2 separate regions of the Homo sapiens genome follow, and region 1 is linked to region 2. A link is an interaction called in ENCODE POLR2A ChIA-PET data of the cell type or tissue named here. Cell type or tissue: PC-9. All regions are shown on one strand. Links, peaks and the distances in the headings refer to the core of each region. The heading gives the core; the rest is flanking DNA.

Region 1 (9,828 bases), core at 39-8,038, 78 kb after region 2:
TGGCCTGGTGACCCAGACCCTCAGCATTTGTGTCCTGTTTCCTGGTACAGCTGGAGGGAGGCTGCGCCAGTGCCGGCCGAAGCTTTAAGACAGCTGGAGGCGCCAGGCAGCGAGGGAAGCCGTCTGGGCGGTCCCCTGGGACCAGAATTTCTGCAGATGAGGACTGAGGCTCAAATGGCAGCAGGGAGGAAGACATCACCGACCAAGCTCAGCCTGGCTGGGTACACTGAGTTCGTCCTATGCCGACTGAGCCCGACCTGTGTCTCTGGACTTGAGCCAGGTGCCAGGGCGACAGCACTCCAAGTGACCAGGATAATATTTACCCCACTTCACTTCCTCTCAAGGAATCATGAGATATCTTGAGGAAAGTGCTGGACTTCCCACAGTATGTGGCATGGAGACTGGACGTGTTTTATATAGTTATCCAAAAGGTTATGCCAGAAACTGGGAGAAGGGAAGACACCTATGTCCTCCAGATAATTTCAAAATGGTTTGAAGAACACTGATAGAGGGAAACAGTGGGGCTGTGGTACCTGCGATTAGGGATTTGCCATGGAAAACAGATTCCATATTGGAGATTTTCTCCCAACATTTTATTATGAAAATACATTTACAGAAGAGTTGAAAAACCTGTACAGTGAAGGCTGGGTGCATTGGCTTACACCTGTAATCCCAGTACTTTGGGAGGCCAAGGGAAGAGGATTGCTTGAGGCCAGGAGTTCAAGACCAACCTGGGCAACATAGTGAGACACCAACTGTACACAAAATTTAAAGAAAAAAATTAACCACGCCTGGTGGTGTACGCCTGTAGTCTCAGCTACTCTGGAAGCTGAGATGGGAGGCTCCCTTGAGCCCAGAAGTTCAAGGTTACAGTGAACTATGATCATGCCACTGCACTCTTGCCTGGACCACAGAGCACGACCGTGTGTCTCAAAAAAAAATAACAAACTGTCCAGTGAACGTTCACATACCCACCACCAGGATTCTACCATTAACATTTTGCCTGGGCTGGGCGCAGTGGCTTGTGCCTGTAATCCCAGCAGTTTGGGAGGCCGAGGCAGGTGGATCACTTGAGGCCAGGAGTTCAAGACCAGCCTGGCCAACATGGCGAAACCCCATCTCTACTAAAAGTACAAATAATTCGCTGGGTGTGATGGCGCACCTGTAGTCCCAGCTACTTGGGAGGCTGAGGCAGGAGAATTGCTTGAACCTGGGAGACAGAGGTTGCAGGGAGCCGAGATCACACCACTGCACTCCAGCCTGGGCAACAGAACAAGACCCCGTCTACAAAAAAAAAAAAAAAAAAAAAAAAAAAAAAAAAAATATATATATATATATATATATATATGGCCTTATTTCCTTTATCACATCTCTTCTCCCCATTCTTCTATCTATCAATACATTTTTAATGCATTTCAAAGTAAATTGCAAAGATCAGTACACACCACCTCTAGACGCTTCAGCATTCATAGCATTAATGGAATCCGATATTCTTTGCTTGTTTGTTTTAGGAAACATTTACACGTGGTAAAATGCATAAATCTTAAGGACAGCATTTGAAGAGTTTTGCTTTATATGATATTGACCTTTATTTCAGAGACTAAACAGTGGTTTTGTTTTGTTTTGTTTTGAGACAGGGTCTCACTCGGCTGCCCAGACTGGAGTGCAGTGGTGCAATCTCAGCTCACTGCAACCTCCACCTCCCAGGCTCAAGCAATTCTCATGTCTCAGCCTTCCAAGTAACTGGGATTACAGGCACACGCCACTACCGCCCAGCTAATTTTTGTATTTTTAGGGTTTCACCATGTTGGCCAGGCTGGTCTCAAACTTCTGTCCTCAAATGATCCACCTGCCTCGGCCTCCCAAAGTGCTGAGATTACAGGCATGAGCCACCGTGCCCGGCCGGTTTTGTTTCATTTTTAATTGTGTTTCGTTAAAGCAGTTTTAGGCTCACAGAAAATTTGAGCGAAAAGTACAAAGAACTGCCATGTATGTCCGGTACCCAGTTCCCCTACCACTAACATCCTGCACTAGTGTGGTACATTCGTTACAACCAATGGACCGATATTCATATATTAACTAAGTCTAGAGTTTACATAAGGGCTCACTGTCTGTATTGTACACAGTACTGGATATTCTATGGGTTTTGACACATGTAAGTATAATGATATGATGAGTTGTGAGAAACCTTTCACCTGTGTAACTGAAGTCCCTACCAGGAAATGGAACGTTTCCATCACATTGCAGGGTTGCCTCATGCCCCTTCCCATCTGACCCCAGGCAACCACTCTTGGGTTTGTTTGTTTGTTTGTTTGTTTGTTTTTGAGATAGACTCTCACTTTGTTGCCCAGGCTGGAGTGCAGTGGCACAATCTCGGCTCACTGCAACCTCCACCTCCCAGGTTCAAGCAATTCTCCTGCCTCAGCCTCCCAAGTAGCTGGGATTATAGGCGCCCACCACCACGCCTGACTTATTTTTTTGTATTTTTAGTAGAGATGAGGTTTCACCATGTTGGCCAGGCTGGTTTTGAACTCCTGACCTCAAGTGATCCGCCCACGTCAGCCTCCCAAAGTGCTAGGATTACAGGCATGAGCCACCACGCCCGGCAGTTTATTTATTTTTTATTTATTTTGTAGCGAGGAGGTCTCACTATGTTGCCCAGGCTGGTCTTGAACTCCTGGCCTCAAGCAATCCTCCTGCCTCAGCCTCCCAAAGTGCTGGGATTACAGGCGTGAGCTACCATGCCTGGGCTGTTTTTTCTTTTTTTTTTTGGTTTTTTGTTTTTTTAGATGGAGTCTCACTCTGTCACCCAGGCTAGAGTACGATGGCGCAATCTCAGTCCACTGCAACCTCCGCCTCCCGGGTTCAAGCAGTTCTCCTGCCTTAGCCTCCCAAGTAGCTGGGATTACAGGCACGCACTACCACGCCCTACTAATTTTAGTAGAGATGGGGTTTCACCATTTTGGCCAGGCTGATCTCGAACTCCTGATCTCAGGTGATCTGCTCACCTCCCAAAGTGCTGGGATTACAGGCATGAGCCATCGCGCCCCACCCCAGTTTTTATTTTTTAAATGTAGACCTATTTTGCCTGTTCTAGCATTTTACATGAAGTCACATAGCATCTACTTCTGTGTCTAGCGTCTTTCACTCACCTCCTGTTTTTGACATTCATCCACATTGTCCCACATTTGTTTGCCATTCTCCTGCTGATAGAAGCTGGGATGCTTCCATTTTGGTTGATACGAGTAAAGGTAATCTCAGCTTTCTTATACAAGCCTGTTGGTGAACATGTATTTTCATTTCTCTTAGGTAAATACCTAGGAAGGCCACGTACAGTGCCTCATGCCTGTAGTCCCAGCATTCTGGGAGGCCAAGGAGGGCAGATCATTTGAGACTAGCCTGGACAACATGTCAAAACCCTGTCCCTACTAAAACTACAAAAAAAATTAGCTGGACGTGGTGGCACATGCCTGTAACCCCAGCTACTCAAGGGGCTGAGGTATGAGAATCGTTTGAACCCAAAAGGTGGAGGTTGCAGTGAGCCGAGATGGCATTACTGCATTCCAGCCTGGGCAACAGAGCAAGACTGTATTTCAGATGATAAACAACAACAACAGCAACAAAACCTAGGAATGAAATTGCTGGGTCATCAGGTAGGCATATGTTTGTTTGCTTGTTTTTTTTTGTTTTTTTGTTTTTTGTTGTTTTTTTTTAAGACGGAGTCTCCCTCTGTTGCCCGGGGTGGAGTGCAGTGGTGTGATCTCAGCTCACTGCAACCTCCGCCTCCCAGGTTCAAGTGATTCTCCTGCCTCAGCCTCCTGAGTACTCCTGAGTAGCTGGGACTACAGGTGCGTGCAACCACGCACAGGTAATTTTTTGTATTTTTAGTAGAGACAGGGGTTTCACTGTGTTAGCCAGGACAGTCTCAATCTCCTGCCCTCGTGATCCACCCATCTCAGCCTCCCATAGTGCTGGGATTACAGGTGTGAGCCATCATGCCCGGCCAGGCATATGTTTAGTTCTATAAGAAACTTCTGGGCTGGACACGGTGGCTCACGCCTGTTAATCCCAGCACTTTACGGGGCTGAGGTGGGCAGATCACAAGATCAGGAGTTCAAGACCAGCCTTGCCAACATGGTGAAACCCTGTGTCTACTAAAAATACAAAAATTAGGCCAGGCACGGTGGTACACGCCTGTAATCCCAGCACTTTGGGAGGCCGAGGCAGGCAGATCATCTGAGGTCAGGAGTTAGAGACCAGCCCAATCAATATGGAGAAACCCCATCTCTACTAAAAATACAAAATTAGCTGGGCATGGTGGCACATACCGGTAATCCCAGTTACTCGGGAGGCTGAAGCAGGAGAATCACTTGAACCCAGGAGGTGGAGATGGCAGTGAGCCGAGATCGTGCCTTTGTACTCCAGCCAGGGCAACAAGAGCAAAACTCCGTCTCAAAAAAAAAAAAGGAAAAGAAAAAGAAAATTAGCCCAGCATGGTGGCACGTGCCTGTAATCCCAGCTACTCAGGAGGCTGAGGCAGAATTGCTTGAGCCTGGGAGGCAGAGGTTGCAGTGAACAGAGATCACGCCACTGCACTCCAGCTCTGGGCAACAGAGCAAGACTCCATCTCAGGAAAAAAAAAAAAAGAAACTTCTGGTTGGGCACAGTGGCTCACACCTGTAATCTCAGCATGTTGTGAGGCTGAGGCAGGAGGATTGCTTGAGCCCGGGAGTTCGAGGCCAGCCTGGGCAACATGGCAAATCCCCGTCTCTACTAAAAATATAACAGTGAGCTGAGTGTGATGGCATGCACCTGTAGTCTCAGCTACTCAGGAGGCTGAGGTGGGGGGATCGCTTGAGCCTGGGAGGCGGAGACTGCACTGAGCCAAGATCATGCCACCACACTCCAGCCTGGGCAACAGAGACTCTATTTTCAAAAAAAAGAAAGAAAGAAAGAAAGAAAGAAACTTCCAGGCCTTTCTCCTAGGTGACTGCCCATCTATCCCTCCCATCAGTGAGCTATGGGCATTCCAGTTGTTCCACGTCTTCCCCAGCGTCTGGTGGCATCAGTCTTTTGAATCTGAGTCATTCTGGTGAACGTGTAGTTCTCTCTGTGGGTGGTTTTTTTTTTTTCTTTTGAGACAGAGTCTCACTCTGTCACCCAGGCTGAAGTGCAGTGGCACTATCTTGGCTCATTGCAACCTCTGCCTCCTGGGTTCAAGCAATTCTTCCATCTCAGCCTCCTGAGTAGCTGGGATTACAGGTGCACACCACTAAGCCCGGCTAATTTTTTTTTTTTTTTGAGACTGAGTCTTGCTCTGTTGCCCAGGCTGGAGTGCAATGGCACGATCTCGACTCATTGTAACCTCCGCCTCCCAGGTTCAAGCGATTCTCCTGCCTCAGCCTCCCAAGTAGCTGGGATTAGAGGTACATGCCACCACGACCGGCTAATTTTTTTTTTTTTTTGAGATGGAGTTTCGCTCTTGTCCCCCAGGATGGAGTGCAATGGTGCGATCTCAGCTCACTGCAACCTTCACCTCCCAGGTTCAAGCGATTCTCCTGCTTCAGCCTCCTTAGGAGCTGGGATTACAGGGGCCTGCCACCACGTCTGGCTAATTTTTGTATTTTTAGTAGAGACGGGGTTTCTTTCACTATGTTGGCCAGGATGATCTCCAACTTTTGACCTCAAGTGATCCACCCACCTTGACCTCCCAAAGTGTTGGGATTACAGGTGTGAGCCACCGCGCCCGGCCCCTAATTTTTGTATTTTTAGTAGAGACGGGGATTCACCATGATAGTCAGGCTCATCTCGAACTCCTGGACTCAAGTGATCGTCCCGACTCGGCTTCCCAAAGTGCTGGGATTACAGGCTTGAGCCACCGTGCCTGGCCTCTTTGTGGTTTTATTTTTTTATTTTTTATTTTTATTTATTTATTTTTTTTGAGACGGAGTCTTGCTCTGTCGCCCAGGCTGGAGTGCAGTGGCTCAATCTGGGCTCACTGCAACTCCACCTTCCGGGTTCACGCCATTCTCCTGCCTCAGCCTCCCGAGTAGCTGGGACTACAGGCACCCGCCACCACACCCGGCTAATTTTTTTTTTTGTATTTTTTAGTAGAGACAGGGTTTCACCATGTTAGCCAGGATGGTCTTGATCTCCTGACCTCGTGATCCACCTGCCTTGGCCTCCCAAAGTGCTGGGATTACAGGCGTGAGCCACTGTGCCCGGCCTCTTTGTGGTTTTAATTTGCATTTGCCTCGTAAGATGCTGAACATCTTTTCATGTACTTATTGGCCATTTATATATCTATCTTTGTGAAATGTTTGTTCAACTCTTTTGCTTTTTTTTTTGAGACGGAGTCTTGCTCTGTCACCCAAGCTGGAGTGCAGTGGCATGATCTCAGCTCACTGTAACCTCCGCCTCCCGGGTTCAAGTGATTCTCCTGCCTCAGCCTCGGGGGCTGGAATTATAGGCAACCGCCACCATGCCTGGCTAATTTTTGTGTTTTTTAAAGTGGAGACAGGGCTTCACCATGTTGGCCAGGCTAGTCTCGAACTCCTGACCTCAGGTGATCTGCCCGCCTTGTCCTCCCAAAGTGCTGGGATTACAGGCGTGAGCCACCGAGCCCGGCCTGAAATTTCTGAGATTTTACCTTAGCTGCAAGCTAACAAGGTGGCCTGCCACTGGTTCACGGATGCTGACAAAGGACACCAACGCCTGGATATGAGACAGGACAGATTTTTACTCACAGGTCTACAGTGGCCTGAGTCTCAGCACTGTGGTGCTGGTTCCTGAGCTCGGTTCCCACAGTTCCCACAGGGCAATGTGAAGAGGGCTGGATGACACCTGCACACACACTCGTGTGCATTCCAGGAGAGGATCCCTGTGCCCAGGAGCTGGCTGGAAAGGCCGCCCGTATTCCACTCAGGAAGGCTACGTTATGTTTTGTTGAAGGTAATTTGCTACACCAACATGCTTGAGAGGATGGGCTGGAACAAAGGAGTCAGTGCCGCTGATCATACATGCAGGGAAACATGAGAGACTCACGTTTCCCTGCAGAACAGCCCCAGGGTCCCGGCAGGGAGGGGGCTTTGCTTGGATTCAGTGGCCAGGGGTCTGGGTGATTAGAGAGGGCCGGGAGGTATCCAGGCTCCTGCAGGGAAGAAAGGCTGGCTGCTCGGCCACAGCCCCGCCCACAAGGTGCAGAGTCCCTTCAGAAGCCACCCCGTAAACCAATGATTCTGCCACCAAAAAAGAATATTGGAATATGTGCCCAAAATGTGGAGGGACTGGAGATGGGGGTGGCAAGCAGGAAGGGTACAGCAGGTGTCGTGCAGCTGCCGTCTTGGGAGAAAATAATCAGCCGTCCTTCAGGCTGCCTCACCATCTCCCCTTACACAGTTCTTCTCACAGTAAGACTTCGACGTTCTCCCACATGAGGTAGAATCAATATGCCTTCCCCTGGAGTCTGGACAGGCCTGTGACTACAGTGGAAGTAACACTCTAGGACTAAGCCAGGTTTATGTTTTTTTGTTTTGTTTTTTTTTTGAGATGGAGTCTCGCCCTGTTGCCCGGGCTGGAGTGCAATGGCGCCATCTCGGCTCACTGCAACCTCCGCCTCCCGGGTTCAAGCGATTTTCCTGCCTCAGCCTCCTGAGTAGCTGGGATTACAGGCACCCACCACCACGCCTGCCTAATTTTTTGTATTCTTAGTAGAGACAGGGTTTCACCATGTTGGCCAGGCTGGTCTCGGACTCCTGACCTCGTGATCTGCCTGCCTCGGCCTCCCAAAATGCTGGGATTACAGGCATGAGCCACCGCACCAGGCCCAGGTTTATTTATTTATTTATTTATGCAACAGAGTCTCACTCCATTGCCCAGGCTGGTGTACAATGGCATGATCTCGGCTCATTGCAACCTCCACCCCCCAGGTTCAAGTGATTCTCCTGCCTCAGCCTCCCAAGTAGCTGGGATTACAGGTGTGCGCCACCACTCCCAGCTCATTTTTTTTTTTTTTTGTATTTTTAGTAGGGACAGGATTTTGCCATTTCGCCATGTTGGCCAGCTGGTCTCGAACTCCTGACCTCAGGTGATCCACCCTCCTGAGCCTCCCAAAGTGGTGGGATTATAGGCACCCACCACCAAGCCCAGCTAATTTTTTTTTTTTGTTTGTATTTTTAGTAGAGATGGGGTTTCACCATTTCGCCATGTTGGCCAGCCTGGTCTTGAACTCCTGACCTAAGGTGATCTACCCACCTTGGCCTCCCAAAGTGCTGGGATAAAAGGCGTGAGCCACAACACCCGGCCCTAAACCAGGTTTTGTTTGTTTGTTTGTTTGTTTTAGACGGAGTTTCTCTTTTTTGCCCAGGCTGGAGTACAATGGCACAATCTCGTAAGCCAGGTTTTAAAAGGTGATACAGGCCGGGTGCGGTGGCTCATGCCTGTAATCCCAGCACTTTGGGAAGACGAGGCAGGTGGATTACCTGAGGTCAGGAGTTTAAAGACCAGTCTGGCCAACATGGTGAAACCCCAACTCTACTAAAAATACAAAAATTAGCCAGGTGTGGTGGCAGATGCTTGTAATCCCAGCTACTCGGGAGGCTGAGGCAGGAGAATCACTTGAACCCAGGAGGCGGAGGTTTCAGTGAGCCGAGATCACATCATTGCACTCCAGCCTGGGTGACAGAGCAAGACTCTGTCTCCAAAAAAAACAAAGAGGTGATACAGCCTCCACCTGGCTCTCTTGGGAAGCTCACACTTGGATCTCAGCTGCCATGCTGTGAGGAAGCCCAAACAGCCACTGGGGGGCTGGGGTGGGGGACACGACAACACCTCATAGAGAAGCCCAGTCGTGACAGCCAGCATCACCGGCTGAGCTGTGAGTGAACATGTCCTTGGAGCACTCCAAACCCTAGCCACTGTGTCAGTCTTTAAGACATTGAGGAGCAGACAAGCCATCCTTGATGTGCCTTGTCCAAATCTTTGACCCACAGAATCTGAGCATAATGAAATTGTTATTTATTTATTTATTTTGAACAGGGTCTCGCTCTGTTGCCCAGGCTGGAATGCAGTGGCACAATCATAGCTCACTGCAGCCTCAATCTCCTGAGCTCAGGCAATCCTCCTGCCTCTGCCGCCTGAGTAGCTGGGACTACAGGTGCATGCCACCATGCCTGGCTAATTTTTTTTTTTTTTTTTTTGAGACAGTCTCACTCTGTCACCCAGGCTGGAGTGCAGTGGCACGATCTTGGCTCACTGCAACCTCTGCCTCACAGGTTCAAGTGATTCTCCTGCTTCAGCCTCCCAAGTAGCTGGGATTACAGGTGCTGTGCCACCATGCCCAGGTAATTTTTTTATTTTTAGCAGAGACGGGGTATCACCATGTTGCCCAGGCTGATCTTGAACTCCTAACCTCAAGTGATCTGCCCGCCTTGGCCTCCCAAAGTGCTGGGATTACAGGAGTGAGCCACTGTGCCCAGCCGCCTGGCTAATTTTTTTTTTTTTTTTTTTTTTGAGACGGAGTCTCGCTCTGTTGCCCAGGCTGGAGTGCAGTGGCGCAATCTCGGCTCACTGTAACCTCCGCCTTCCAGGTTCAAGCAATTCTCCTGCCTCAGCCTCCCGAGTATGTGGGACTACAGGCACGCACCACCACGCCCAGCTGATTTTTGTATTTTTAGTAGAGACGGGGTTTCACCATGTTGGCCAGGATGGTCTCGATCTCTTGATCTCATGATCTGCGCACCTCGGCCTCCCAACATGCTGGGATTACAAATAAAATAGTGTTTTAAATGCCGCTACATCTTGGGGTGGTTCATCAAGCTGCAGTGGTGG
Region 2 (11,994 bases), core at 1,718-9,717:
AATAAAATAAATAAATTCAGTGGCTTTTAATAGAAGCACAAAGTTCTGTGCCCGTCACCACTATCCAATTCCAGAACAGTTCCCTCACCCCAAAAGGAAACCCTACCCATGAGCAGTCAGCCCCCACCCCCAGCAGCCTGCCTCCCCTTTCCCTACCTGTGACTCTTCCTGTCCTGGGAGCTCCATGCAAGTGCAGCCGGACAGCACGTGGTCTCGTGACAGGCTTCCTGCATTGGCATTGTGTTTTCGAGGTTCATCCGTGCTGGAGCAGGTGTCAGAACTGCCTTCCCTTTTAAGATTCGATCATCCCACTGTAAGGATGGGCCGCACTTCATTCGTCCACTCCTCAGTTGATGGCCTTTGGGCCGTCTCCCCCCGGGCTGTCATGAAACGTGCTACGGTGGACGTTCTTTCTCTTGGGTATCTACCTAGGAGTGGGGCTGCTGAGTCATGTGATTTGTTTAACTTTTTAAGGAAGTACCGATTGTTTTCCGAGCTGCACCATTTTACATTCCTAGCGGCAGTGCACAGGGGTCAGGGGTCTGCCTCCTACACATCCTCACCAACACGTGTCTTTTCAAGCTGGCTTTTTGAATTTCACCATGGAGCCCAGATTGCAGGAGCTTTGAAGAGAGGAAACGCTTGCTCAGTGGGGGCCTTGAGGGTGGCCATGTGTCGGGGCTCAGGGGCCATTTCCAGAAGGCGTTGCCCTGATGCTGCCACTTGCTCCCTGCCCTGCAGTGGGGAACGGAGGTTCACAGGGGGAAGGAGGGGCAGGGTGGAGCAGGAGAGGCCTCCCATCTGTGGCCATTCCAGCCCAGGGCCCAGGACAGGGGAAGTCCTTGCCTGGGTGTCAGAAGTGGAGACCCAGCCCATATTCCTCCTGAGGGGTCACCTGGCCCCGGAGGTGGCTGCCAGTGGGAGGGTGAGAAAAAGCACCAGCCTCCTCCCTCCCCAGGCGAGGGGCAAAGAACCTGTGAGGGGCAGAGAGTTAGAAATGGCGGGAGACATCTGCACTTGATTTGTGTGGCAGTCACAGGCCCGTCTGGAGTCCCCTGGGCACATCAGGCACTCTTGCTTCCCAGGAGCCGTCTACATCTGCACGGAAGACGCCTTCCCGCACAAGCGCCTGCAGCAGCTCATGGCCCAGCAGCCGCGGCTGCGCACTGACGTTCCAGGAGAGCTGCTTCAGAAGCTCCGATTTGGCAGCCAGATCTTCATCGAGCACGTGGCCGATGTGGTGAGTGTGGGAGAAGCCCCATGACACCCCCAAGGCAAGCTATTCAGGACCATTGGGGCAGGTGTAGCCACCACGGCAATGGGGTCTCACAGCAGGGCAGGGAGAGTTGGGGCTCAGCTCTGAACACAGCATGGGTCATGGGGGTTTACGCCCGAGGAGCAGGTGGGGTCAGAGGATGGAGAGTGACTGAGAGGAACTGGCAGGGGAGGGAATTCTGGCTAAAGCATCCTGCCAGGACCCTTGCTGAAGGTGTGCCTTGGGGATCAGACGGCCTCTGGGGACTGTGGAGGATGGACCAGTCAGCTACTGAGGGCGACTGGATACGGAGAGCAGGGGTCCTGCTACAATCTCAGCAGGGATTGCCAAAACTGGATTTCATGAGGACGTGCACAGATGGGCCTAGGAGGAGGCTCAGGAGCCTGACGGCAGTTTGGCCAAACAGAATCCTGGCCAGGAGTGGCTGTGGGCCAGGCAGGCAGGGCGGCAGGCTGCGACACCCAGTTACATCTGAATCTCAGGCAGCTTTGAAGCGTGTTCTAGAATGAGGATGCCCATATTCAGATCAACTTTCTTCATGATCTGAAACTCAGATGTAACTGGGCGCCTGTACACCATCTGTCAACCTTGCCCATGAAGACGGAGTGGGGAAGAGAAGCCCCAGGCGGGTGGCAAGGACCTCCTCTGGGCTGTGGGCCCCTGACCAGCTGCCCCAGGAGACCACCGCCCTGAGAAGGATGCGACCTGCTCTCCAGGCTGCTGCCCTGGTGAGATAGCTGTGTTGGTTTCCCCTTGCCCCTGAGGGGAAGACGGCCCTCACTAGGGGCACAGGGGCTCCACCTGGCCAAGGCCTGCTGGGCACCCAGCTCAGACAGGTGACCTCAGATCCTTGACCACTGCCTGGCTGCTGGCTTCCCTGCAGACACTGGCTGGGCTTGGAGGAGGGACCTATGGCAGGGCCTTGCAGAGAGCAGGGGCCACTCACCGGGGGCCAGTGGAGTCCGTCCTGTAGCCAAGAAGCAGGCAAGAGAGGCTGGGACCCATCCCTGCAGCTGGGGCAGCAGTGCTGTGAGCTGTCAGTGCTTAGTTTATAGACATCATCCTGGGAGGGAGAAGTGATGAAGTAGAAAAGACGCAGAAGAAAAGATGGGACGTTTGGGAGTAAACCCCTGACCAAAGGCAAGTAAGGAAATTCCACCCTGTGCAGGGGGAGCGGCTGCCATGTCCAGCCCACCCTAGACATGGCTGTGGCCTGGCAGAGCAGCTCCTGGGTGGGCCTTCCCCCACTTCTCTTTTTTTTTTTTAAGACAGTCTCGCTCTGTCGCCCAGGCTGGAGTACAGTGGTGCAATCTCAGCTCACTGCAAGCTCCACCTCCCGGGTTCACGCCATTCTCTTGCCTTAGCCTCCAGAGTAGGTGGGACTACAGGCGCCCACCAACACGCCCAGCTAATTCTTTGTATCTTTAATAGAGACGGGGTTTCACCATGTTAGCCAGGATGGTCTCGATCTCCTGACCTGGTGATCCGCCCACCTCGGCCTCCCAAAGTGCTGGGATTACAGGCGTGAGCCACCGCGCCCGCCAGCCTTCCCCCACTTCTAAGAGGTCTTATAAAAACTTTCAAGTAAAGCATAAGGCATATAAACTTTTAATTTAAAAAAATGTACAATAAAATACGTTATCGCACACAACGTGAGGAAGTTACACATGGGAAGGGAGCCGTGGGCCCAGCTCATGCCCCAGGTCTCCTGGGAGAGACCACGCCGCACCAGGGCACCAGCTTAGGCCCAGCCCCAGCCCCAAGGTCACGCCAGCCGTGTGGTTATTAGTATCATGTCCTATGCACACAGACGCAGGAGAAATGAGTGAGCGCTGCGGCTCCCGGCCAGGGGCCCTCCCTGCCGCCCTGGCTGTCCCGGGCCAGCTCCGGGCCACACTCGGCAGTCCCATCCTGGAGCGGGGCCAGGTCGGGGTCACTGCAAGAGAAGATAGAAGGTCAGGGCTGGGCCGCCAAAACCTGACAGTGTTACTAAGTTCTGTTCTGGAAACAGCTCTCTGGGGAACCCCCACCCCAAGTCTGCCTAGAGAAGAGGGTGTTGCTGGTTGTGAGCCTCCCTGGGGCCGAGGGGTCATGGGGGACTGGTGCGTCTTTGGTCTCTGCTCCCTGGAGCACCAAAGGCCTGCGTCTGGCACGGGGGAAGCCAGGGGTGTGGACACAGAGCCTTCTCTTGCATAAGCAGAGCCTGGTGCCATTCCCACCCCCCCACTCTGTGGCCCTTGGGCTTGCATGAGGATGGGGACCCTGAGCCAAGCCCCTCTTGGAGGCCCAGCCTGGCAGCTAGCAGCAGTCACCACTTGCCCATCCCCAGCTCCCCCCAGTCCCTGCATGTGCAAAGTCCCTCCCTGGCCCAGCTGCCTGCTTCCTGGGGCTGCAGGCCGTGGGACTCACGTTAGCGGTGGCGTCTTCCAGGCCACTGCTGCTGCTGTCGTTTTCCACAAAAAGAGGCTCGGCCAGAGACGCCCTGGAGATGAAGCACAGACGAGTTTCACTCAGGGCGTGCAGGCGGCCCTCAGGCGTCTTCAGAGCTCCGGGCGTGACACCAGCGTGTGGCTGCAGACCTTGGACTTGAGGGACAGCCTAGGGGCCCCTTAGCAGCCTCCATCTGGCCAGAGCTGCTGGCAAGGCCCGTGGGGCCTGAACTACACTGCTTGGTGCCAGGAGCAGCTGTGTCACCCTCCCCCATCACCATGGCTCACCAAGCTGTGCGGTCAGAGGCCAGGCCAGCCATGCCAATGGCTCTGGCACCCACAGGCCACGGCAGCACCCAGAGGGAGGCCGAGGACACCTGCCTTCACTGGGGGGGTCCTCCCCTGGAAGCTCTCCTGGGAGCTGGTGGGCACAGGGCTGTTTCCACCCCTTGGCCAGGCCAGGCCAGCTCAGAGCACAGGGCTAAGGCCTGGATGCACGGGAGGCACTGGCCTTGAGGGTGTCTCAACCTACAGCCCCATCCTGACCCCCAGGTGGTCTCCCAGAGTGCCCCACGCCTTGGCAGAGGCAGGCCAGGCCTGACTCGCCTGAGTAACGCCTGAAGGGCATCAGGCCCCTGCCTTGCTGAGCGTCTGAAGAGGTCATGGCCACCACGGGCTGGCTTTGGTGGCACTGTGGCCAGGTTTGGGTGGTCTGAGTACCTGGTGCGGGGCCACTGAAGGAGGGGGCTGGTTGCTGCTGACCTGTGAGGGGGAGAGGGTGAAACCATGGCAGAAGGAGAGCAGACCCCCGCAAGGACTCAGGAGCCTGCGCAAAGGACACCTCTACAGAGGACGGTGTTGGCACAGCCAAGGGGTGACTGCCTGGGGGGGCCAGAGGAAGGACATGGGGCCAAGGGAACCAGTTGTGTGAGCCTGAAGCTTCTATAGTTGGGGCCTCTTTGAGAAAAATACAGAATTGGGCTCAGAGTATGGGGACTACAGAGTATGGGCACTGTGAGCCCCAGGTGGGTAGGAAGGTTTTCAGACGGTCGAGTGACAGTCCAAACGGGGTCTGGTCACCTGGGGCGGGGACTTGCTGACCAGCATAGACAATGACAGCTGTCCCCACAGGACACCTTGTTGGAGTGTGTGAATAAGAAGGTCCCCGTACTGCTGTCTCGGGGCATGGCTCGCCTGGTGGTCATCGACTCGGTGGCAGCCCCATTCCGCTGTGAATTTGACAGCCAGGCCTCCGCCCCCAGGGCCAGGCATCTGCAGTCCCTGGGGGCCACGCTGCGTGAGCTGAGCAGTGCCTTCCAGAGCCCTGTGCTGTGCATCAACCAGGTGAGCACCAAGGCAGGGTTGCACCCCTGAGCTCGTATTTTTAGCCAGGATGCGGAAGCAGAGCCGGTCTGGAGGTGGGGCGGGTGGCAGTGAGGTGGCCTCCGGCTCCTGCGGGTAGCAGCCTGTGCCTAACCATCGAGAAGACCCTCAGCCGTTGCAGCTGACCTGGACTGTGCTCTTCCAGGTGACAGAGGCCATGGAGGAGCAGGGCGCAGCACACGGGCCGCTGGGGTGAGTGCAGCCATGTGGTGTGTGCACCTCTGTGCAGGTGCCAGGGGCACAGCTGGGCCGAAGTGGGCGGGGCCACCAAGCCTGAGCGCCAGCTTGCCTGCTTCCTGTTTCTCAGGTTCTGGGACGAACGTGTTTCCCCAGCCCTTGGCATAACCTGGGCTAACCAGCTCCTGGTGAGACTGCTGGCTGACCGGCTCCGCGAGGAAGAGGCTGCCCTCGGCTGCCCAGCCCGGACCCTGCGGGTGCTCTCTGCCCCCCACCTGCCCCCCTCCTCCTGTTCCTACACGATCAGTGCCGAAGGGGTGCGAGGGACACCTGGGACCCAGTCCCACTGACACGGTGGCGGCTGCACAACAGCCCTGCCTGAGAAGCCCCGACACACGGGGCTCGGGCCTTTAAAACGCGTCTGCCTGGGCCGTGGCACAGCTGGGAGCCTGGTTCAGACACAGCTCTTCCAGGGCAGCGGCTCCACTTTCTCATCCGAAGATGGTGGCCACAGACTGACCCCCATCTGAGCTGGGGGGATGTTCTGCCTCTCCCTGGGTCTGGGGACAGGCCCGCTTGCTGGGTACCTGGTCCCCACTGCTGAGCTGGCCCTTGGGGAGAGGTGATTCTCAGGGCTGGAGCCTGGGGTGTCCTACAGTGACTCCCTGGGAGCCGCCTGCTTCTTCTCTCCACATGGAAGCCCAACTGGGGTTGCGTCTGAGGCCTGCCCCCTGGGCTGGGGCCTCAGACCCCCTCAGCCTTGGGACCGTGCCCACGAGGGTCTCCCCTCCTGCACACAGGGCAGTCCTTACTCCCCCACCACTCAGGCCACAGTGGGGCTGCAGGCAGGCGGCTCCTCCTCACCCACCTCTGGGTCCTTGGCTCCCGGGGGCCCCACCTCGGCACACACTGTGCCCCACAAAACTTCAGTGTGGTACAAGGTGGAGAAAGCATATCCCACCAACCTCCAGTGTCAGGGTCCAGGAGAGCCTGGGGGTGGGGGGACTGCCTTGTCTCTAGTAGTGTGGCCTGTGCCAGCACCACAGCCGGTCAGAGGAGCGCAGGCAGCGCAGGGCTGGCACGTGACAGGCTCGTCAGCCACCTGGGAACACAGTTCTGGGCAAAGAGGATCCGAGGTTGAGAGGAAGGAGGGTCCCGGTGTATCCTGGCCCTGGGGGTCTGGGCGTCCAGCTCAGCCCTGGCCTGGCTGGGTGGTATTCTGGTAGGGATATGGCAGGACTCCTGGCAGGGCCACCTGCAGGACCCTGTCCTGCAGTCCCACACTGTGCAGACCCAGTCCCACACTGTGGCCAGGCCTTACATCTGGCTGGAAAGCAGAGCCTCCTGGGAACACATCTGGCTGCACAGGCTGAAATATCCACCCAGCAGGCAGAGTGGCGTGGCCTCCCCATGGGCACAGTGGTGACCCCCTTGATTCCCACCGTACAACCCCCTCCACCCCCCACTCAGTGCCTCCACATGCTGCCTGGCACAGACCAGGCCTTTGACAAATAAATGTTCAATGGATGCAGTTCCAGGACCTGCTTCTTGCTGTCTGCCAGGCACTGCTCTGAGTAATTTATACACATTGAAGTATGTTCTCCTCACAACTCCTAGGGATAGGTACTGTTACATCTCCACTTGCAGGTAGGGAAATTCAGGCCCAGAACCGTTAAGTAGCTTGACTCCTCCCACAACCCAGAGGCAGAAATTGTCACCCCCCACCTTATGTGCCCAGGGTGAGCCTGTGGGTGCTCCTACAGTGGGAGGAAGGGGGGCTGGCACTGGTTGGGGGAAAGGTAAGGGCTGGGGCCATACTGTGCAGAATTTTTCTGTTTGCCGTTTTCCAGGGTGGGACAATCCGTTTAAACCTTCATCATGTTATCAAGGCTCTCTATGACCCTAAAGTTAAGAATCACTGGCATGAACATGGGAAAAAGTTATTTTGGGGTTGGATTTTTACAAAACAGCCTTTCTGCAAAAGTGCAGGAATTCTACAATGGCAAGTAAGACATTTTATTTCTGTAATTGAACATAAGCAATTCCAAATGCTTTTCTAGGCAAGACATGCCAGCGATTAGAAAATGAGACAGCTTAAAGACAGAGGTACATTTAACAGAGAAAACACGCCTGGAAGCTCGGCCGGCCCCGCCCATGCTGGCTCAGTTCCTGCCCCTGGAGGGAAGGGGCCGAGGGGCTTCCCGTCCCAGGGAACTCCCACCACAGGAGTCTGCAGACGGGCTGGCCTGGCAGTCAGTCCCAGAACACTGACCATCCCCTTAGGGAGGCACCACGCCCTGGGGAGCACAGTTCCAGGCCAGGGCCATGGGTCTTGCCCTGAAGACCCTCCCTCAGGGACCACGCGCCCTGACCCTCATTGCCTCACCATATTATAAAACACTAAAACCGCTTAAGTTCTTCCCCACAGAGTTGGGGAACTAATTGTAAACAGAATACACGTCTACATATCAGCCCTGAGACAGCTGGCCCCGCTGCACACGCAGCCTGCTGGCCCCAGCAAGACACGGTCAGAGCTGGTAAGTGCTCTACAGCATTCAGAAATCTGACCACAGCGTACACACAGCTCACAAGTCAGTGCAAACAGAAGCTAATGACATCCTCCAAGAAAATTCCATACAGTTATGACAATGGAAAACCTGTTATACATTGTAACGATACATCATTAGCAATGTTTAATACATCTTACTATAAACACTGAATTTCTAAGTACATGATACTCCTAGCAGCTTAATCCAGAAAACAACGATGTGAATCCCTCCAATACTGTAAACACAAGACCAAGTGCTGCCCATGAGAGTGCCCCGTGCCACCCGCGGGCACCACCGGCCTCTGAGGACCCCTGAGCCACACACTGCTGCTGCTTCAGGGAAGCATCCATGTCACAGGACTTCCCCAGGGGCCTGATTTCTGCCACAGCTGCACCAACTACCCAGAGATATGCTGTCCGCCCACAGATCCAGACGCTCCCATGCCATGGTTGCTGGGGACGGGCGCTGCACACACGGCTGCTGTGGGGGGGGGCGGGGGGCGGGGGCGCAGTGATTATTTTGACAGCAACTCTGAAGAAACAGGTGCTGACTCTCGCGTGGGGTTCCTCTCACCAGAACGACCACACACAGGAGGAGGGATGCCTGGGCCCACCACTTCTCTCCTCTGAAGGGAAAAATTCAGACCGCCAGATGGGAAATGGCTGAAATCACCGCACTTCTATTGGGTGGAAGGGTTCAAACATCGGGGACTCAGGTACTCAGATTCCCTTGCCGCCTCCCTCTGAAACACGAACCTTCCTTTATGAGCTGGCTTCAGGGAGGCCCCCTGGCTTCTCTTACCCCAACACACAGTGCTCCCACAGCCACAGTGCTGCAGAGGCCACCTCGGCCCTAAAGTCCCATGGCTGGAAGCCACAGCAGGCTCCACAGAGGCCCCACACAACCTCGTCTGCACCCATCAGTCTGAAGAGGTTAAAATTCAACTCCATATTCAGCCCTATGTTTATTCCTTCTAAATGCCCTTTTTCCTTTCCAGATAACTGTCACTAAGGGAAACTGTCTGGGTTCCAAACTCTGCTCAGCATCCTCACAGGGAGAAGGCACCCCCACCACAAGGGAAGCTCCGGAGCCCTCCTCCCTGTCGCCTGTGCACAGACATAGCCCACTACGGGGGCAGCCACGGCACCTGTCAGGGGAAGCTGCTCTACACCCCCCTTTTTTTGGGGGGGGTTGGCTTCTCACAACCCATCAAATTATATATGTATATATATGTATGTATATATATATATATATATATACACACACACACATATATATATATATACACATGGTTTTTTTTGCTAGACACAGGGACTCGCTGTGTTGCCCAAGCTGTTCTTGAACTGGGCTCAAGTGATCCTCCCGCCTCAGCCTCCCAAAGTGCTAAGATTATAGGATTACTGGCATGAACCACCGCACCCAGCCATATATATATATATAATTTAACATTTTTTCTTTTAATCCCATCCACTATTACAGAACCTATGAAATTTTCTTCAACACCTCTATGTAGCATTTAGAATGTAAGCTCCTGATCCACCAGAATCTGCAAGAATGGAGTCAGGAGCCTCAGAAAAGGAGCCACGGCCACAGGCGAGCAGCTCGGGGACAACGCTGGCTCCACAGGGCAGCTCCTGGGCCAGGCACCCGCTGGCGACTACACGGAGCTTGTCTTGTGGAAACAAACGCGCTTTCACAAACACAGCAGTCCTGCGACATGAGGCGGGATGAAACTTTGAAAGGTATTTTAAAGTCTAGCCTTGTAACAAAACCTCAGGACACTCTGTCCCCAGCCTTCGTGCCCCACGGGGAGCTTCTAGAGGCTGAAGGTGACAAGTGTGAGCCTCTGCTGTGCCACCACCCACCCTGTTACATGACAGTGGCAAGCTGAGCTTTCACGGGATGGCTGGTGTTTCACAGACCGCCCCTCCATCCCGTAGCCTAGTTGGCTGGCATGGAGGTGGCGCTGCTGAGCGTCAGCCTTTGGAATCACTGATCACCTCGGCGTCTGTTTTGTATGCTCTTTACCTATGGACTAGTTTGTGGACGGCTAAGAAATACAGCCTCAGCATTGATTTGAAAAGGTTCCTGTCAGAGTCCACCGTGCTCCCTCATTCCATAAAGCTTAAGCTTTTAAAAAGTGAAACGCCATGTTAGCCAGGATGGTCTCGATCTCCTGACCTTGTGATCCGCCTGGCGGGTGCCTGTAGTCCCAGCTACTCGGGAGGCTGAGGCAGGAGAATGGCGTGAACCCAGGAGGTGGAGCTTGCAGTGGGCCGAGATTGGGCCACTGCGCTCCAGCCTGGGCAACAGAGTTAGACTCCGTCTCAAAAAAAAAAAAAAAAAAAGTGAAACACACGTCTCTATGGGCTTCGTGTGCAGGGGCGTCCGGGAGAACACAGCTCAAAAGGGGGCATGGGGCCCCAGGGCCACAGGCATGGGGACCTTGGAAAGAGAGACCCGGAAGATGCTCCAGCTGGGAAGGAATTCACTTCCCACTGACCAGTGTCCGCTAAGCTTCAGGCTTTACTGCCATAGATCACTAAATGCCTATCGTTCTGAAAGGGGTACTTTATGTTTCCAGATTCTTAATTTACAGCCTTATTACAATATTACAATTTAAAAGAGAGTCTGGTGTCATGGCAAAAAGGTGGCAGGCAGGAAATGCAACAGCATCCGTGAGCAGGAGCCAATCCCCAGCGTGCTGAAGCCACCTCAGCGCCACCTCGGCCTCCCTGAGCCAGCCTGGCCGGGTCGCGGTCGGGGTGGCTCCTGGCACTGGGGCTGCAGGCCGAGTAACAGAATGCTGAGGCACGGCCTCCCGGGTGTTTTGAAAAGGCACCTCCAAGGTTGGTGGACGTCACTATCTAGGAAAGGAAGCCAAGGAGTGCGGCTGGCGCCTCCGGGCAGGGCGGTGAGGGGCGTGGCAGGGCGGGGCGGTCTCACACTCCCAAGACAGGTTACCTAGCCCTGCTGGCTCTCAGTGGGCCAGGTCAGTGTGGCTGGCACTCAGAGCTCGCGAGTCGGCCAGACAATTATTTCGTTCCTGCATGAAAAAACAAATAGAAAAATTACACTTAACCAGGACTTCAAATGATGCCAGCTTCAAATGGCCTCAGGCCTAACAGTACCAGCTGCACAGCTAAATCTAGGTTGGCACTCGAGAGGCCCAGGGGTCAATGTGCATGTAGAAACTCCAAGAAACTGGAGGGCAAACACTGGGTCAGCTACAGGACCCTGTAAAATGAAGAGACTTTCTTTCCTCTTGTCATTAGGGGTGCTTCAAGCAACATGTCCAGCACCCTACAAGCCTCTTTAACAGCCACCGAGAAGGGGGCTGGGGAAAAGCTTTCCCGAGATGGCTGCCTCCCAAGAGTGTTGGGGGACAGGTCGGGGCACTGGCCTGTCTGTGAGGATTAGTGGATCTGGACAACTGGGAGGGCAGTGCCTGGCCACTGTCGCGAACTCTCAGCACCAGCACAGGGGCAGGGACTGCCAAGTCCCAACAGCTCGAGCTGCCGGGTGGGCCCCAGGCACCTGAGAAACAGGTTCTAGAGCAGCCACAGGCACCCGGCCACCCACTGACAGCCACACCAAAGGGCGGAGTGGATGAAAACTCAAACGGCCTCCGTGATGGGGAAGGGAGGCAGTACTTTCAGATGTAAACCTGATGTGTCTGTGTGAGGCCCGAGCAACTGCACCGAGTGCTTCAGGTTTTAGTGTCAAACTGACAGCACGCTAGTCATCATGTTAACAGAGTTTTGAATACTTCTGAACACTGAACAACAGCTTAAGTAGACAATTAATTATTAATAGTTATAAACTTAGTAGAGGCTAAAATCAAACAATCATACAAACTAGTAATTGGTCGAGCTTTGACAGTACTTTAACAGAATACATTAATTAGGTTAAACTATTTTTAAAGACCATTTGAGATCATTAATTAATATTCTGAGAATGTTCACAGTGTGAACATGCCCATAATTCACATAATCAGTGGTTAAGCAGAATATAAAAATACTACTGTCACAACTGTCTGTCTAGGAACAAACGTGGCGGCGTCCCCAGCCCTCTGCAGGAGCAGGGGCCGAGCAGGGGCCGAGTGCGGGTCTGCAGCAGACCTGCCAGCGTGGTCTGGGCAGCCTAGGACACAATTCGGGGTAGGCTCCTTACTTGAAAG

The links. Peaks named below come from ENCODE experiments on the same cell type or tissue, not always from the same donor. Only the 100,000 strongest peaks of a DNase experiment are listed, where the experiment ranks them.
Region 1: POLR2A ChIA-PET joins it to region 2 with 6 read pairs; 6 of 35 experiments call an interaction of 5 or more read pairs at or near these places.

What each region holds. Positions count from the first base shown.
Region 1 is chr14:103,614,425-103,624,252 of GRCh38, reverse strand. No RefSeq gene overlaps it. Among named protein-coding and RNA genes, the nearest start is that of KLC1, 9.9 kb to the left of the region's middle. In PC-9, for the core only: no CTCF peak of the experiment used is centred there; a DNase peak (open chromatin) is centred at 5,019; H3K27ac peaks cover 460 bases.
Region 2 is chr14:103,692,419-103,704,412 of GRCh38, reverse strand. KLC1 (kinesin light chain 1) reads right to left here. Exons shown (of 17, transcript NM_001394837.1): 15 at 11,988-11,994; 16 at 3,686-3,758; 17 at 2,869-3,212. The coding sequence ends at 3,687. It overlaps XRCC3 (X-ray repair cross complementing 3), which reads left to right. Exons shown (of 10, transcript NM_005432.4): 7 at 1,086-1,240; 8 at 4,837-5,049; 9 at 5,234-5,280; 10 at 5,396-6,796. The coding sequence ends at 5,615. Among named protein-coding and RNA genes, the nearest start is that of XRCC3, 17 kb to the left of the region's middle. RefSeq lists an enhancer at 2,521-2,570. In PC-9, for the core only: no CTCF peak of the experiment used is centred there; a DNase peak (open chromatin) is centred at 5,344.